Regions from separate parts of the Homo sapiens genome. Here region 2 is linked to region 1. A link is an interaction called in ENCODE POLR2A ChIA-PET data of the cell type or tissue named here. Cell type or tissue: PC-3. All regions are shown on one strand.

Region 1 (8,000 bases):
CCCGTATGCACAAGGGACCAGCCCCTAGTCTGAAGCCCTGGGCACTAGTTCTCCCCTGAGCTGAGACATGAGCAGACCCTACCCCTGGGGACGGAGGTACTTACCCTCAGCTCCACCCACTTGTCCAAAAGCCTTCGATCACTGAACTCGCACAGCAGCCCTGAGGACGTGATGCAGAAGGTACTGTCCGCCTTTTTTCCTCTGCCACAGGCCACATCAGTGAATAGGTTGTTCCGTAGCTCTCCCAGCAGCCCTGAGCGGCCCAGCAAGGGCACAGTGGCATTCACCTGTGGAGGCACACCACTGTTACACCCCCATCCACCCCAGAGCCTGCCCCTGGAAACTGGGCCCTAGGAGAGTACAGGGGACGCCTCCAGCACCTCCTTGCTCTTTGGGCCTACTCCTCAGCCCAGACAGCATCTGGCTCATCCAAAACTTCTGCATGACTGCTGGGAATGCAGAGAGAGGCCCAAGTGGGGCAGAGTCTCCTGGGTTGGGCTGGGCAGGCCCTGCCAGGGGCCTTGGTGGCTACTCCCAGCTTCAGCACCTCACCTTTGAGGTCTTGCTGTCATCGAGATACCAGAATTTGATGTGTCGGTTGCCTGCAGTGACAAAGTAGCTGCAATCCTCAGAGAAGGACACTGCTGTCACCCGACTGGACACCTTGTTGGAGGCCACCACAATGTTTTTCTGGAGGGGATGCCAAAGGAAGAATCAAGGCTCTGTCTCTTGGAGCTAAGAAGACAGTGACTCAGAGAATGGAGGAGAATTAGAATTTGTACTTGACAAAGTGTTTCTTTCCAGAATTTACTGGCCAGAAAAAGAGGGGTAGGGAAATAATCCCTTTCTAGAGGAGCTGAAAAGATTCGTTTCCTGCAGAAGTCTTTGAAGGCATAAAGCTAGCCCCTTCAACCAACATGCTTGGCCACACAGTTGCTCTTTTCTGCTTCAAATAACTTTCTAGAATGAGAATGGTTCAGTGGGGTGGAATGGAGCAGTGCAGGTCAGCAGTCTCTTGCCTCCCCAGCTGACACTTGACCCCTGTGAGGCTGCCAGGCCACCCCACCCAGCCACTCACCTTCCAGGCCCACACGTTGACGATCATGTCATGCTGGTAGCCCACAGAGACAATGTACTTGGCGCTAGGAGAGAAGGCCACACAAGCCACACCATACTTGTGCTCCTGCAGCTCGGCCACCTGGCTGTGCTCTGCCACGTCCCAAACCCGCACGGCAGGCATGTGCCCACTCTGCAGGGAGGCAAGAACTGGAAGTGAGTTCTTGACTTCTCCACAGGCATACAGCCCCACTTCGTCTTCCAGAGCGGGGCCCTCGCCTCCTCAGCTACTAGATACCATCACTTCCCCAGCCAAAAGTCAGGGCAGGGTATAGAGGAAATATGATAAAGATCTGAGGGCAACAGTGATTACCAGGAAGAAAGTGGCCCCGGATTTTAGTCAGCATCTCTGGGTGGCCGTCTGTACTTCAGGTTGTTCAAAGCTCCCTGAATGGTTCTGATGGGCAGCCGGCATTGAGAGCCACTACCACTCAGGTCTATTTCTGCCCCTAGTAAGACTACGCCGCCAGGACAGAAGCGTTCCTCCTGAGCCCAGCAGGGGGCCCCCGGGGGTAAGGAATAGTTAAGGCAGTGGTTTCCAAAGCACGCTTCCTTCACCAGCAGGATCAGCACTCTCTGGGAACTTGTTACAAATGCACATTTCAGACTCCCATCCCAGACCTACAGAATCAGAAACTCTGAGGACCAGGCTAGTGATGTGTGCTTTCACAAGCCCTCCAAGTGATTCTGATGTACACTAAAGCTTGAGAACCACTATTTTAAGGTATAGCGAAAACCAGGATTTGGTGTCTGTTTCAGAAGCCAAAGTGACAGCAGGCCTAGGACCGCAGCTCTCTGCGGAGGCCAGGACACCTGCCCTCTTTACAGTACTGCCAGCCCTCTTCCTCACTCACCTCTCCAGTGACCAAGTACTTGCCATCAGGGGAGAAGGCAAGGGCAGTGATGGTTTTCCTGCAAGAGATGGGGCAGGCTCAGAGGGGCACTGGCAGCCTGGCCTAAGCCTAGCCCCCTCCCAGCCTCTCAAAAGGTGAGACCAGCAGACACCAATGGCACATGTGGCACTTCCCCATCTGGCTTTAGGACCCAACCAGGTCCCAGCCCCCAGAGCCATAGAGACTCTAGACAGTGCCCTTCTCATAGCTCCCAGAAGGAAGAGGTATCCTGAGGACCCCAGCCCATTTACCTGGAACTGTTGAGGATGTGGTGCTGTTTGTGTTTCCGGGGATTGAACAACACAACCACACACCTGAGGAGATGAGCAGACAACAGGCTCAGCAGCAAACCACAGCTCCCCCAGGAGCCCTCCAGGCCACCCAGGACTTCCAGTCACCCGGCAGAGGGAGCTGGGTAGAAAGAGCTCAGAAGGGCTCCACTGTTTTTTTCCTTTTCTTTTTTTTTTTTTTTTTTTTTTGAGACAGGATCTTACTCTGTCATCCCAGCCAGAGTGCAGTGGTGCAAACATGGCTCAGTGCAGCCTCAACTTGCAGGTTCAAGCAATCCTCCCACCTTAGCCTCCCTAGTAGCTGGAACCACAGGCATGTGCCACCATGCAAGCTAATCTTTGTATTTTTTTTTTTTTTTTTTTGTAGACACGGGATCTTGCCACGTTGCCCAGGCTGGTCCCAAACTCTTGAACTCAAGTGATCTGCCTCCCAAAGTGCTGGGATTACAGGCATAAGCCACCGTGCCCAGCCTCCACTGCTTTCTCCTGGCAACCTGTTCTTGCTCCTTTTCCCCACCCAAGAGGAACTATCTCTGTAGCCCCATGAGGGTGAAAGGGTTCCCTGGAAGCCTGTCCCCCCAGCCAGGCCCCTAAATACCAGCTCTATCTCTGGCCATACCCACAAAGGGCAGCAGGGACACAGGCCATCCCGCAGCCCTTGTGCATACCCCAGGAAGGGGTGTAGGAGGGAAGAAGAAATGTGATTTGGGCAAAGCAGGCCTCGGGTGCACAGCCCGTTCACAGGCTTGGGGCCACACGTGTATCAAGCATGTGTGCCTTAAGATGTAAGGCCTCTCACGTGTGCACCCACGTGTGTACCTGGCAAGAGCTGGCCCCCCACACCATGTGTTGAATAAGGAAGGAAGTGGGAGGCGAGGCAGGGGCCACACAGCAGAGAGGCTCAGTAAGATGGGGTGGGGGATAGAGATAGCCTGAGAAGGCCTGGGAAAGCCTTACAGTGCCACAGAGGTCCCAAGCCCCACCCTGAGAATCTCTGGCCCCAAGAAACCTGAGAAGAACCCCCCGACTGCCAGAAGCAGAATCAGGGACTCTGCCTGCCTCACAGAGAAGGTGGGGGCAACCTCTCCCGTCAGGCAGCAAGGCTGCTGGATGGAATCAGGTCCTGCCTTTCCAGAGGCAGCTCCGGAGATGGAAGCTGGGTAGTAGGAATCGGGGGCAAGAAGCCAAAGGCCAATAGCCAGGCAGCTTCTCTTTAGGCTTCCTGGCTGTCAGCAGGCCCTGGCCCGTTGCCCCTTCTGCCTCAACTCTTCATTAGCACTGGAAATAGCAGACAAGAGCAAGCCTGGAGACTGCGAATAGGAAAGGCAGGGAGGAGAGAAAGAGGAGACAGCTACTTCCCCCAGACCTAATTTTCCCTAGTGGGACCCCACTGCAGCCCCCATATCTGAACGCCACTACTGGCTGGAAACTTGAAGGGAGGTAGGTGCAAGTTGCTAGTGAGGGCTAAGCATCTTGGGCTCAATAAACCACTTTGATATGCAAATTTGGGGACACTGGGACCTCCGATGTGACTAGATATGCCCAGAACTGCCAGGCTGACCAACAGCTGTGGAATTCCTGAGTCACATCATTTTCTCCTCTAACCCCTCAACTCTTCCTGTTTTTTTTTCCTCCTTCTTTCTCCATTTCCTACTCTTTCCTTGTTCCTGTTTCCTTTCTCTGTTTTTTTGAGACAAGGTCTCACTATGTTGCCCAAGCTGGTCTTGAACTCCTGGGCTCAAGTAATCCTCCTGCCTCATCCTCCCAAGTAGCTGGGATTACAGGCTCATGCCACCCTGGCTCAGCCCTTCCTTCATTTTTTTTTTTTTTTTTGAGGCAGGGTCTCGCTCTGTCACCCAGGCTGGACTGCAGTGGCACCATGGCACCATCACAGCTCCCTGCAGCCTCGACCTCCTGGGCTCAAGCAATCCTCCCACCTCAGCCTCCCAAGTAGCTGGGATTACAGGCACATGCCACCATACCCAGTTAATTTTTGTATTTTTTGTAGAGATGGGGTTTTGCCATGTTGCCCAGGCTGGTCTTGAACTCCTTTCTCTTTTTATACCACTTTCTAGTCTCCTGCTTCCCCTTCTAGAATGTCACAGTCAGGAGGGTTTTAAAAAGTATGACAGGCCGGGCACAGTGGCTTATGCCTATAATCCCAGCACTTCGGGAGGCTGAGACAGGCAGATCACCTGAGGTCAGGAGTTCGAGATCAGGCTGGCCAACATGGTAAAACCCCATCTCTACTAAAAATACAAAAATAAGCCAGGTGTGGTGGTGGGTACCTGTAATCCCAGCTACTTGGGAGGCTGAGGCAGGAGAATTGCTTGAACCCAGGAGGTGAAGGTTGCAATGAGTTGAGATCATGCCATTGCAGTCCAGCCTGGGCGACAAGAACTAGACTCTGTCTCAAAAAAAAAAAAAGTACGACAAAAGCAAGATGGCTCTGGAAACTCTGCACCCCATCGCTCTTGAGCAGGCAAACGAAAATTATAACAGAGCCGGGAGTGGTGGCTCACGCCTGTAATCCCAGCACTTTGGGAGGCTGAGGCTGGCAGATCACGAGGTCAGGAGATCGAGACCATCCTGGCCAACATGGTGAAACCCCATCTCTACTAAAAATACAAAAATTAGCCAGGCGTGGTGGCGGGCACCTGTAGTCCCAGCTACTGGGGAGGCTGAGGCAGGAGAATGGCGTGAACCCAGGAGGCGGAGCTTGCAGCAAGCCAAAATCACGCCATGGCACTCCAGCCTGGGTGACAGAGCGAGACTAGGTCTACAAAAAAAAAAAAAAAAAAGAAAGAAAGAAAGAAAATTATAAGAGTTCAAAGTGCACAGATTTAGATTTTTTTTTCTTTTTTTTTTGAGATGGAGTCTCACTCTATCACCCAGGCTGGAGTGCAGTGGCGTGATCTCGGCTCACTGCAACCTCCACCTCCCGCGTTCAAGCAATTCTTCTGTCTCAGCCTCCCCAGTAGCTGGGATTACAGGCACCCATCACCAAGCCTGGCTAATTTTTTTATATTTTTAGTAGAGATGTGATTTCACTATATTGGTCGGCTGGTCTCAAACTCCTGACCTCAGGTGATCCACCCACCTTGGCCTCCCAAAGTGTTGGGATTACAGGCGTGAGCCACTGTGCCCAGCCAAATTTAGATATTTAGGTTTTAATACTTTATGCAGTATATGAAAAGTAATAGCCCCAGGCCTGCCACTATCATGAATTCAGAGCCCAGAAAGTTCTCAGTGGTTAAACAACGTTTTCTGAACCTTCCTGCAATCTGTGCTGACCTGAGGCCCTCTACAGACTCCTCTCTCCAGCAAAGGCTCTAGTCTGAATGGGGACAGGTTCCCTAGCCTTCTGATTAGTTACACAGGAACCACAGTAAAGGGCTTCAGCTGAGAGTTGATCTAATTGAATTGACTCGATGCATAATCCAGCCAACCATATTCCAAATCCAGAAAAACTGGGATCTATTTGCAAGTTTATGAGTTTTCCCTTAATTCTCATCCCAAAGCAGCATTTCAGCCTTTAAAGGGTAGTGCATCAGACTGCTTAAAACACTTTCCAAGTCACTGCATACAAACTCAGTCTTCCTGGGACACAATATCCTCTGTTTCCTCCTTCTCCTATGTTCAGCTCCATGGTGGAAGAAGGGTGAATGATGCATGTGTGTGTGTGTAGGAACACTACGTAGATAGAAGGATGACTGGCTAGAGGCAATGAGGCAATTTCTCCCTCCTCTAACATCCCCTTGCCCCCAGTATAGCCTAAGAAATTCTCAGGTGTGCCATGGAAGAGCTAAGCAAGAAAAGGAAACACACAGAGGTCATCCCTTAAGCAACTATTTTTATTTCTAATTATTGATATTTGGAAGCCATCCAACAAGAGAAAGACAGCATGCAACCACGGTCGCAGCTACACATGCAGGGACGATAACGCAGATGCTGAAGTGAGAGCAGCATAGCCAGGGCTCCTTGTGTGCTTGACTTGAGGCCCTCCTGACCTGTTCTCAAAAGCACCAAGGAGCCCTCTCAGCCTTCTTGGTGAACTCTGAGCAAGCTCCTAGGTCAGCTGGGGAGAGGAGTGCGGGGCACAGTTTGTATCAATCTTTCTCTCCACATCCCCTGACCCTGCCCAGCAGGGTGAGCCCTTGCTCAGTGCTGGCTGGGATCCACCACATGCCAAGGGCTGGGTTGGACCAATCAGCTGAGTCCTGCAACTCAGCACCTGAGGGTGCAGGGCGGCTGCTCACTCTCACAGAAGGACGTAAGGCCTCAGCCTGGGGGAGTCACGCTGTGGAGTACCAGTGCCAGGTGCTGGGCCCACTGCCCAGGAAGGGCCAAGCCTTCAACATCCCCCTTCCCTACACAGGTCCAGGCCTGCTGCTACCACAAAGAGCCCAGGATTCCCATAGGATCCACCTCCTACCACTCTCCATCCCCCAGATGGGATGAGCTATGCATGGGGCAGCACAGACACAGGGAGCAGGACACACAAGGTCAACCAGGGACCCTGGGCCTTTGAATTGTTTTCTTTCAGACCAGGTAAAATCTGAGAATGACTCACAGAAGCATGCCAAAGGGGCTTCTGGCCTCGCTCAAATGTCGCCCTCCAGCCCTATTTATCATTACAACCCTACCTCCGTCACTGCTACCGCTTCTACTGTTTCCAAAGCACACATCAATTTGTAATCACGCTTATAACTTACACTGGGGGTGGGGATCCATCTTCACACACCAGACTGCCAGTTCTGTGAGGATGGTATTTTTGGTCTGTTTTACTTACTGTTAATTTCCCAGGGCCTAGACGATAGGCCCTCAGTAATTATTTGTAAACAAGTGAATATGTCTTCAAGTCACTAGGGGCAAGATCTCAAAGCCCTGGCTGCCAAGGAACCTCCTGGGTAGCAGAGTGTGAATGAGGGCCCTGGGGAGAGGTCCATGGTTCTCCTGTACCTCAGGCATTTAGGACTCCTTGATGCTCAAGGGCAGTGTAGAGGTGGAAAGAGCAGAACACTGAGGTCACAGGCCTGTCTGCTAACACACTGCATGATCCTGGGCACCAAGTCCCAACCTTTTCTTCTCTCAGGCCCACCTGGTCTCTCTACTGTCCCTGGCGAATACCCTACAGCAAGTAAGAAGGTAGCTCTGTGTTCCTTCAGCTCAGGTGTCACGAGAACACAGTTCAGGAGGAGAATTCTGTCACACCCAGTGCAATGCTTCAAAGCTGAGGATCTCAGAATCAATTTTAACATGGGCTGAGGAAATGGAGGGCCTCCTCAGGAGAGCAGGGGTTCCCTCTTCTCCTCCCCACTTAAATCAACCAAGAGGTCTCTTCTTAGCTGCCAGATACACCCCGTCACCTTGCTGGGACACTTCCCATCCCAGCGGGAGAGGAGCAGCTGTGCGCAGGGCACTCACCCAGGCCATTCTGGCATAGGAGCCAGGAGAAACCCATTCTCAGGACTGGGCACAGGGGCACAGGGGCACAGGGGCTGTGCTGGGCTTGAAGGCCCATCAACCTTCCACCAGCTGGCTGAGGAAAAGGCCCAACTCAATTAAGGGTGTTCAACTCAATTAAGTCTCTCAAAGGGGCTGTCTGGCATCCTCTAGTAGGGGGGCTTCCCGTGGGGAAACAACGGCCAAGGGATGTAGGAGCCACTAGGACAGGCTCCATGCTCAGCCTGGAGCTCCT
Region 2 (8,000 bases), 350 kb after region 1:
CGGGCAACATAATGAGACCAGGGAAAGGGAAGAGGAAGGGAAGGAGGAAGGGAAGGGGGAAGGAGGAAGGGAGGGGAAGAAAAGGGAAAAAGAAAGAAGAAAGAAAAAAGAAAAGGAAAAAGGAAAGCAAAGGAAAAAGTGCTAAGGATTTAACAGCACAGCTAATGGTGATATGTCCAGAGATTAATGAAACCATGTCACAAGTCTTATAAACTTAGGCTGATTAATATAAATCCACCTTTTACACACACACACACACACACACACACACACACACTCAAAACAGGTTTATTCTTTGGACAATGAGGAACACTGAATCTCCTACCTGAGATTCTTGAATCTGTGTCAGTTTTTTCTTTTCTTGCTCCTCTTCTTGCTTTTTCTTCTTTTCTTTCTTTTCTTTCTTTTTGGCTGTTTTTAGTTTTTTCTTGATTTCAAATCTGGTTAAAAGATATTTGGTTTTTAAGTAGCAATGAAATGTATATAAAAACTGATTTCTATTAGATAGGAGAAAGGAACTAAGGGAAAGGAGCTAATAGATATTTTGGCTTTCCTGCAAGAAACTCTGGTGTACCTTTTAAGTACATTAAAAATATTTAATATGTTAATTACAACAAAATATAAAATATTTGATAGCATTAAGTTGGAATATGTTTAAAATGAGAGACTACGGGCCAGGCACAGGGGCTCACACCTGTAATCCCAGCATTTTGGGAGGCCGAGGCGGGGGGATCAAGAGATCGAGACCATCCTGGCCAACATGGTGAAACCCCGTCTCTACTAAAAATACAAAAATTAGCTGGGCATGGTGGCGCACACTTGTAGTCCCAGCTACTTGGGAGGCTGAGGCAGGAGAATCGCTTTAATCCGGGAGGGAGGTTGCAATGAGCCAAGATCGCGCCACTGCACTCCAGCCTAGCGACAGAGCAAGAATCCGTTTCAAAAAAAAAAAAAGAGAGAGAAAGAGAACATATATAGGGTATTGCTGTACTCATCTGCGCCACTCTAGCCTGGGCGACAGAGTGAGATTCCATCTCAAAAAATAAACAAACAAACAAACAGGCCCGGTGCAGTGGCTCACACCTGTAATCCCAGCACTTTGGGAAACCAAGGTGGACGGATCACGAGGTCAGGAGATTGAGACCATCCTGGCCAAAATGGTGAAACCCCATCTCCACTAAAAATACAAAAATTAGCTGGGCATGGTGGCATGTGCCTGTAATCCCAGCTACTCGGGAGGCTGAGGCAGAAGAATTGCTTGAACCCAGGAGTCGGAGGTTGCAGTGAGCCAAGATCACGCCACTGCACTCCAGCCTGGCGACAGAGTGAGACTCCGTCTTGAAAACAAACAACAAACAAACAACAACAAAAAACACACAATGAAAGACCATTTCACACCCACCAGGATAGCTATTATCACAAAAAGGGAGGCCAGGCACGGTGGCTCACACCTGTAATTCCAGTACTTTGGGAGGCCAAGGCAGGAGGATCACTTGAGTCCAGGAGTTGGAGACTAGCCTGGACAACATGGTGAGACCCTGTCTCTACAAAAATTTTAAAAATTGGCTGGACATGGTGGTACATGCTTGTAGTCCCAGCTACTTGGCAGGCTGAGGTGGGAGAACTGCTTGAGCCCAGGAGATTGAGGCTGCAGCCAGCCATGATCATACCACTGAACTCTAGCTAGCCTGGGCGACAGAGTGAGACCCTGTCTCAACAACAACAAAAAAAGGAAAAGACAAGTGTTAAAGTGTTAGTGAAGAGGTGGAGAAACTAGTACACTTATTGCCGATGGGAAATCTAAAATGATGCAGCTGCAGTTTCTCAAAAAGTTAGAAAGAGTTACCGTACCAGCCAGCAATTCTACTTTCCAGTATACACTCAAAAGAACTGAAAATAGGTACTCAAATTGTTGTATATAAACGTTCACAGCAGCACCAGTCACAATAGCAAAAAGGAGGAAACACCACAAATATAAATCAACAGATGGACAGATAAACAAAATGTGGTATATACATAAAATGGAATATTACTCAGACATAAAAAGGAGTGAAGTACTAATACATGCTAAATGGATAAACCTCAAAAACATACTAAGTGAAAGAAGTCAGTCACAAAAGACTACATATTATGATTTCATTTATATAAAATATCCAGGTCGGCCATGGTGGCTAATGCCTGTAATCTAAACACTTTGGGAGGCCAAGGCAGGAGGACTGCTTGAGGCTAGGAGTTCAAGAATAGCCTGGACAACATAGCGAGACCTCTTCTTTAATAAAAGTTTAAAAAATTGGCCAGGTGGTGGCACACGCCTATAGTCCCAGCTACTTGGGAGGCTGAGGTGGGAGGATTGCTTGAACACAGGAGGTCGAGGCTTCAATGAGCTATAATCATGCCACAGCACTCCAGCCTGGGTGACAGAACGAGACCCTGTCTTGATAACAACAACAATAATAATAAACATATCCAGAATAGGCAAATCTAGAGAGACAGAAAGGAGATTAGTGGTTGCCTAGGGCTGGGAGGCTTATGGGGAAATACAGGAGTGACAAAATGCTCTAGAATTAATTGTGGTGATGATTGCACAACTCTGTGGACATATAAAAACCAATGAATTATACACTTTAAGTGGGTTATTTTAAACAAAGTTATTTTTTAGAGTTAGTGATAGTTTACATTTACATAATGTTCTTATGTATATAATCTCTCTTGAGGTTTACAACAACCCCCAGGAGGAAGCTGAGGCAGGAAGAGAAAGTGATTTAACTCCGATCACCCCTCCAGCGAGTCTGACTTGACCCCTAGACCTTCTAACTGCAATGTCAGTGCCCTTTCTACAACCAGGCTACCTTTTATGCTTCCTGCCCCCATGAATAATCTAACAACTGAAAATGACATCTCACTACTGGTGCTGCTGGCTAGAGAACAGGATGCTAATGGTGCTTACATAAAAAAGACTACAAAGATTAAATGCAATCCATATAAAGAGCTTTTAAAGTAAAAAAGATTCAGGAAATTCCAGAGTTTCCATATTGCACTGCCCTGAAGCTAAACAAACGAACTACTAAAATATCAATTTTCTATGATGGCTCTGAACCTCTGTCTTAATAATCAGCACACTAAACCATTCTTATAGTCACTAAAAAAAGTCACTGAAGCTGGGGGTGGTGGTTCACACCTGTAACCCCAGCATTTTGGGAAGCCGAGGTGGACGAATTGCTTGAGGCCAGGAGTTCAAGACCAGCCTGGGCAACATGGCAAACCCCCCCTCTCTAAAAAAAAAAAAAAAAGAAAAAAAAATTACAGGGCCAGGAGAGGTGGCTCACGCCTGTAATCCCAGCACTTTGGAAAGCCGAGGTGGGTGGATCACCTGAGGTCAGGAACTCCAGACCAGCCTGGCCAATATGAAAAATTAGCCAGGCCGGCGGGCACGGTGGCTCACACCTGTAATCCCAGCACTTTGGGAGGCCAAGGCAGGCAGAACACGAGGTCAAGAGATCAAGACCGTCCTGGCTAACACGGTGAAACCCCATCTCTACTAAAAATACAAAAAATTGGCTGGGTGTGGTGGCGGGCGCCTGTAAACCCAGCTACTTGGGAGGCTGAGGCAGAATAGCATGAACCCGGGAAGCGGAGCTTGCAGTCAGCCGAGGTTGCGCCACTGCACTCCAGCCTGGGGGACAGAGCGAGACTCAGTCTCAAAAAAAAAAAAAGAAAGAAAAATTAGCCAGGCCGGTGTGGTGGCTCACGCCTGTGATCCCAGCACTTTGGGAGGCCAAGGCAGGAGGATCATTTAAGGTCAGGACTTGGAAACCAGCCTGGCCAACATAGTGAAACCCTGTCTCTACTTAAAATACAAAAATTGGCCAGGCACAGTGGCTTACGCCTGTAATCCCAGCACTTTGGGAGGCAGAGGCGGGTGGATCATCTCAGGTCAGGAGGTGGATGGAGACCAGCCTGGCCAACATGGTGAAACCCCGTCCCTGCTAAAAATACAAAAATTAGCTGGGCGTGGTGGTGGGCGCCTGTAATCCCAGCTACAGGGGAGGCTGAGGCAGGAGAATTGCTTGAACCCGGGAGGCAGAGGTTGCAGTGAGCCGAGATTGTGCCATTGCACTCCAGCCTGGGCAACAAGAGCAAAACTCCATCTCAAAAAAAAAAAAAAAAATTAGCTTGACATAGTGGCGCATGCCTGTAATCCCAGCTACACAGGAGGCTGAGGCAGGAGAATCACTGAACCTGGTAGGCGGAGGTTGCAGTGAGCCAAGATCGTGTCACTGCATTCCACCCTGGGCAACAGAGTGAGACTCCATCTCAAAAAAAAAAAAAAAGAAAAAAAAGAAAAAATATTAGCCAGGCATGGTAGCCTACAGCCTGTAGTCCCAGCTACTTGGGAGGCTGAGGTGGGAGGCTGGCTTGAATCCAGGAGGTGGCAATTGTAGTGAGCCGAGTTCACACCACTGCACTCCTGCCTGGACAACAAAGCCAGACTCTGTCTAAAAAAAAAAAAAATTTTTTTTTAAGAAGTCACTGAATCAGTCAACTGTCTCATTCACGTAAGGTGAAAAACATAAAAACTAAGTTTGAGACAAGCCACCTATTACCCTTGAGCTACTTTGTGATTTTGTCATAGGACTTATTGGCCTTACACGACAACATCTTACTATGCTTTCCACAGTTCAGATATACAAATTTTAAACCATCTGGTAACTCCAGCACAGTTTATTAAGTCCTATTTGTTCCAATATAGGTAAACTTGGAAGGATTCACACTCAAAACAAATGTTGAAGCCGAGCGCGGTGGCTCACACCTGTAATTCCAGCACTTTGGGAGGCTGAGGCAGGTGGATCACTTGAGGTCAGGAGTTTGAGACCAGCCTGGCCAACATGGTGAAACCCTGTCTCTACTAAAAATACAAAAATTAGCCGGGCGTTGTGGCGGGCGTCTGTAATCCCAGCTGCTTGGGAGGCTGAGGCAGGAGAATCACTTGAACCCAGGAAGTGGAGGTTGCAGTGAGCCGAGATCGTGCCATTGCACTCCAGCCTGGGCAACAAGAATGAAAGTCTGTCTCAAAAAAAAAAAAAAAAAACAAAAACAAAAACAAAAATCAAATGTCTATTGCTTGCTGCTGACTGAAAGCCAAACATTCTTCTCTAGGATAACTCAGCATACTTAATATGGTCTCCAGAAGGGACAAACAAAACTCCCAGATGAAAAGGAACTAAGTGCTGCCAAAGAAAATGCTTCTATTCTCCTTTCATAAGATTAAATAGGTAGGATCCTTGTTCTGAGGGCTATTTTATTTCCAAGACAAAAGCCAAGTTTATTTTTACCTTGAAATTCTGTTAGGAGATAAGGAAGAACTACTGCCATATTTAAAACTTTTCCATTTAAAATATGGCAAAAGTTCAAAACATTGAAGCAGCTTCTAAATATCAAAAAGTAATTTAACACTTGACTTTTTAAAAAAATACAAAAACCATGCTAGAGGATAGTCAGATACCTAACTTGTACATAATGAGGAGAAATTCCAAGTCTTGAATCCTGTGAAGACAGGGCTCCAAATATGAATTTTGGAAAATTATTTCAACCTAGGAGCGTGAACAATTTGAAGCCAATTTGTAAAATATAAAGCTTTAAAACACCATTTGTTCATTTAATTTTTACATATCATTTGATGTGTTCCCATATTACTCTCAATCATTACTGTATTCATGTTCTAAAACCAACGCAATCTTATGATTACTTCAATACTTTTTGCTCAGTAGAAATCAAATCACGTACTGATCTTTATCAAGACAAAAACAATCTCTATAATTCCCCTCCCTTTTTTTTGACACAGGGTCTCACTCTGTCACCCAGGCTGGAGTGCAGTGGTGCAATCTCAGCTCATTGCAAACTCTACATTCCGGGCTCAAATGATACTCCTGCTGACTCAGCCTCCCAAGTACCTGGGACTACAGGCATGGGCCACCATGCCTGACTATTTTTTGTAGGAGAGAGCGTTTTGCCATGTTGCCATGACTGGTCTTGAATTCCTGGAATCAACTGATCCACCCACCTCAGCCTCCCAAAGTGCTGGGATTACAGGTGTGAGCCGCCGCGCCAGGCCTGTAATTCCCTTTATTTTTTATTTTTTGAGACGGAATCTCCCTCTGTCGCCCAGGCTGGAGTCCAGTGGCATAATCTTGGCTCACTGCAACCTCCGCCTCCTGGGTTCCAGCCATTCTCCTGCCTCAGGATCCCGAATAGCTGGGATTACAGATGCGTACGACCATGCTTGGCTAATTTTTTGTATTTTTAGTAGAGATGGGTTTCACCATGTTGGCCAGGCAGGTCTCGAACTCCTGACCTCAAGTGATCCGCCCGCCTTGGCCTCCCAAAGTGCAGGGATTACCAGTGTGAGCCACCACACTTGGCCTGTAATTCCTTTTATTTATTTATTTTTATTTTTATTTTTTATTGAGACAGAGTCTCGCTCTCACCAAGGCTAGAGTGCAGTGGCGCCATCTCAGCTCACTGCAACCTCCATCTCCTGGGTTGAAGCAATTCTCCTGCCTCGGCCTCCTGAGTAGCTGGGACTACGGGTGCACAACACCACACCAGGCTAATTTTTTTGTATTTTTAGTAGAGATGGGTTTTCACCATGTTGGCCAGGCTGGTCTAGAACTCCTGATCTCTGGTGATCCGTCCACCTCGGCCTCCCAAAGTATGTAATTCCCTTTAGAATGCTGCCTGTAGTGCGGTGTTACAGAATAGGTAAAATGACAGGAAATGTGACGCAGGAGAGGATATGGCCACAGCGTGTTTTATGGTGTCAGATGGTCCCAGGTTTGAAATCCAGTTCTACCACTTACCAGCTAAATCACCTTGGGCAAGTTTCTTCATTCATTCACTCAACTAGTATTTAGTGCATATCTCTGTGCCAGGTACTGTTCTAGGCACTAAGAATAGAGTGGCGAAAAGGACAAAGTCTCTCCCTTCATGCAGCTTACTCTTTAGTTACCTAATGTCTCTAAGCCTAAGCGTCTACCTCTGTAATATGGTATAACCAACTTCACAGAGCAGTTGTGAAGATTAAATAGTGCACATAAATAATGTCTTATGAATAAAACCTTCTGAATAACGTACATTAGTAAACAAAGCCAGTGGCACTGAGTAAATAATGAATGTGATTGAAATTTAATACATCACTTGCGTCTCATCATGTTAACAGTCAATTCCAAATGCCAGTCTCCATGTGTAGGTCAGGTGTGAAGGACAGGGAAGTATGAGAAAAGAGATGAACAGAAAAGGTGGGGGCGGGGGGGGGACAACGACGAGGACAACCTTACCTTCTTTTCAACACCTCCCTCTTCTCTATGCGATTGAACAGTTCTTGCTCTCTCTCTTTCTCTGTCATCTGTTCCAGACGGGCCCTGTCTTCCTCATCTCCCATGAGGTCTTCTCCATAGCCATCATGGAACTCTTCATCTTCTGAGGAAGAGTCTGAATCTGAACTGGAAGAGGAGCTGTTGCTGTCAGAGTCTGACACTTCACCTGCAACAAAGGCCCAAACACAAGATTACACTATGCTACAGAAGACAGGCCACAAGCGGCTCCACAATGTTGACAACATCACCCTTCTTTCAGCTACAGTAAGAAACCAGTTTGTTATTTTACTTATTTGTTTTTACTTTTTTTTTGAGATGGAGTTTTGCTCTTATTGCCTAGGCTGGAGTGCAGTGGCACAATCTCAGCTCCTCCACCTCCCGGGTTCAAGCGATTCTCCTGCCTCAGCCTCCCAAGTAGCAGGGATTACAGATGTGTGCCACCACACCCAGCTAATTTTGTATTTTTATTGGAGACGGGGTTTCACCATATTGTTCAGGCTGGTCTCGAACTCCTGACCTCAGGTGATCTGCCCACCTCGGCCTCCCAGTGCTGGGATTACAGGCGTGAGCCACTGCGCCTATTTATTTTTACTTTTTAAATAGAATTGGGGTCTCGCTTTGTTGCCA

Evidence for each region. Peaks named below come from ENCODE experiments on the same cell type or tissue, not always from the same donor. Only the 100,000 strongest peaks of a DNase experiment are listed, where the experiment ranks them.
Region 2: POLR2A ChIA-PET joins it to region 1 with 15 read pairs; 4 of 35 experiments call an interaction of 5 or more read pairs at or near these places.

The regions. Positions count from the first base shown.
Region 1 is chr15:41,805,206-41,813,205 of GRCh38, reverse strand. It overlaps MAPKBP1 (mitogen-activated protein kinase binding protein 1), which reads right to left. Exons shown (of 31, transcript NM_014994.3): 4 at 2,261-2,323; 5 at 1,971-2,028; 6 at 1,079-1,249; 7 at 553-690; 8 at 105-287. Among named protein-coding and RNA genes, the nearest start is that of JMJD7, 19 kb to the left of the region's middle. In PC-3, CTCF peaks have their summits at 1,396, 1,605 (motif pointing right) and 6,436; DNase peaks (open chromatin) are centred at 1,635, 3,865 and 6,505.
Region 2 is chr15:41,457,211-41,465,210 of GRCh38, reverse strand. It overlaps RTF1 (RTF1 homolog, Paf1/RNA polymerase II complex component), which reads right to left. Exons shown (of 18, transcript NM_015138.5): 4 at 7,335-7,539; 5 at 326-440. Among named protein-coding and RNA genes, the nearest start is that of ITPKA, 33 kb to the left of the region's middle. In PC-3, no CTCF peak of the experiment used is centred here; no DNase peak of the experiment used is centred here.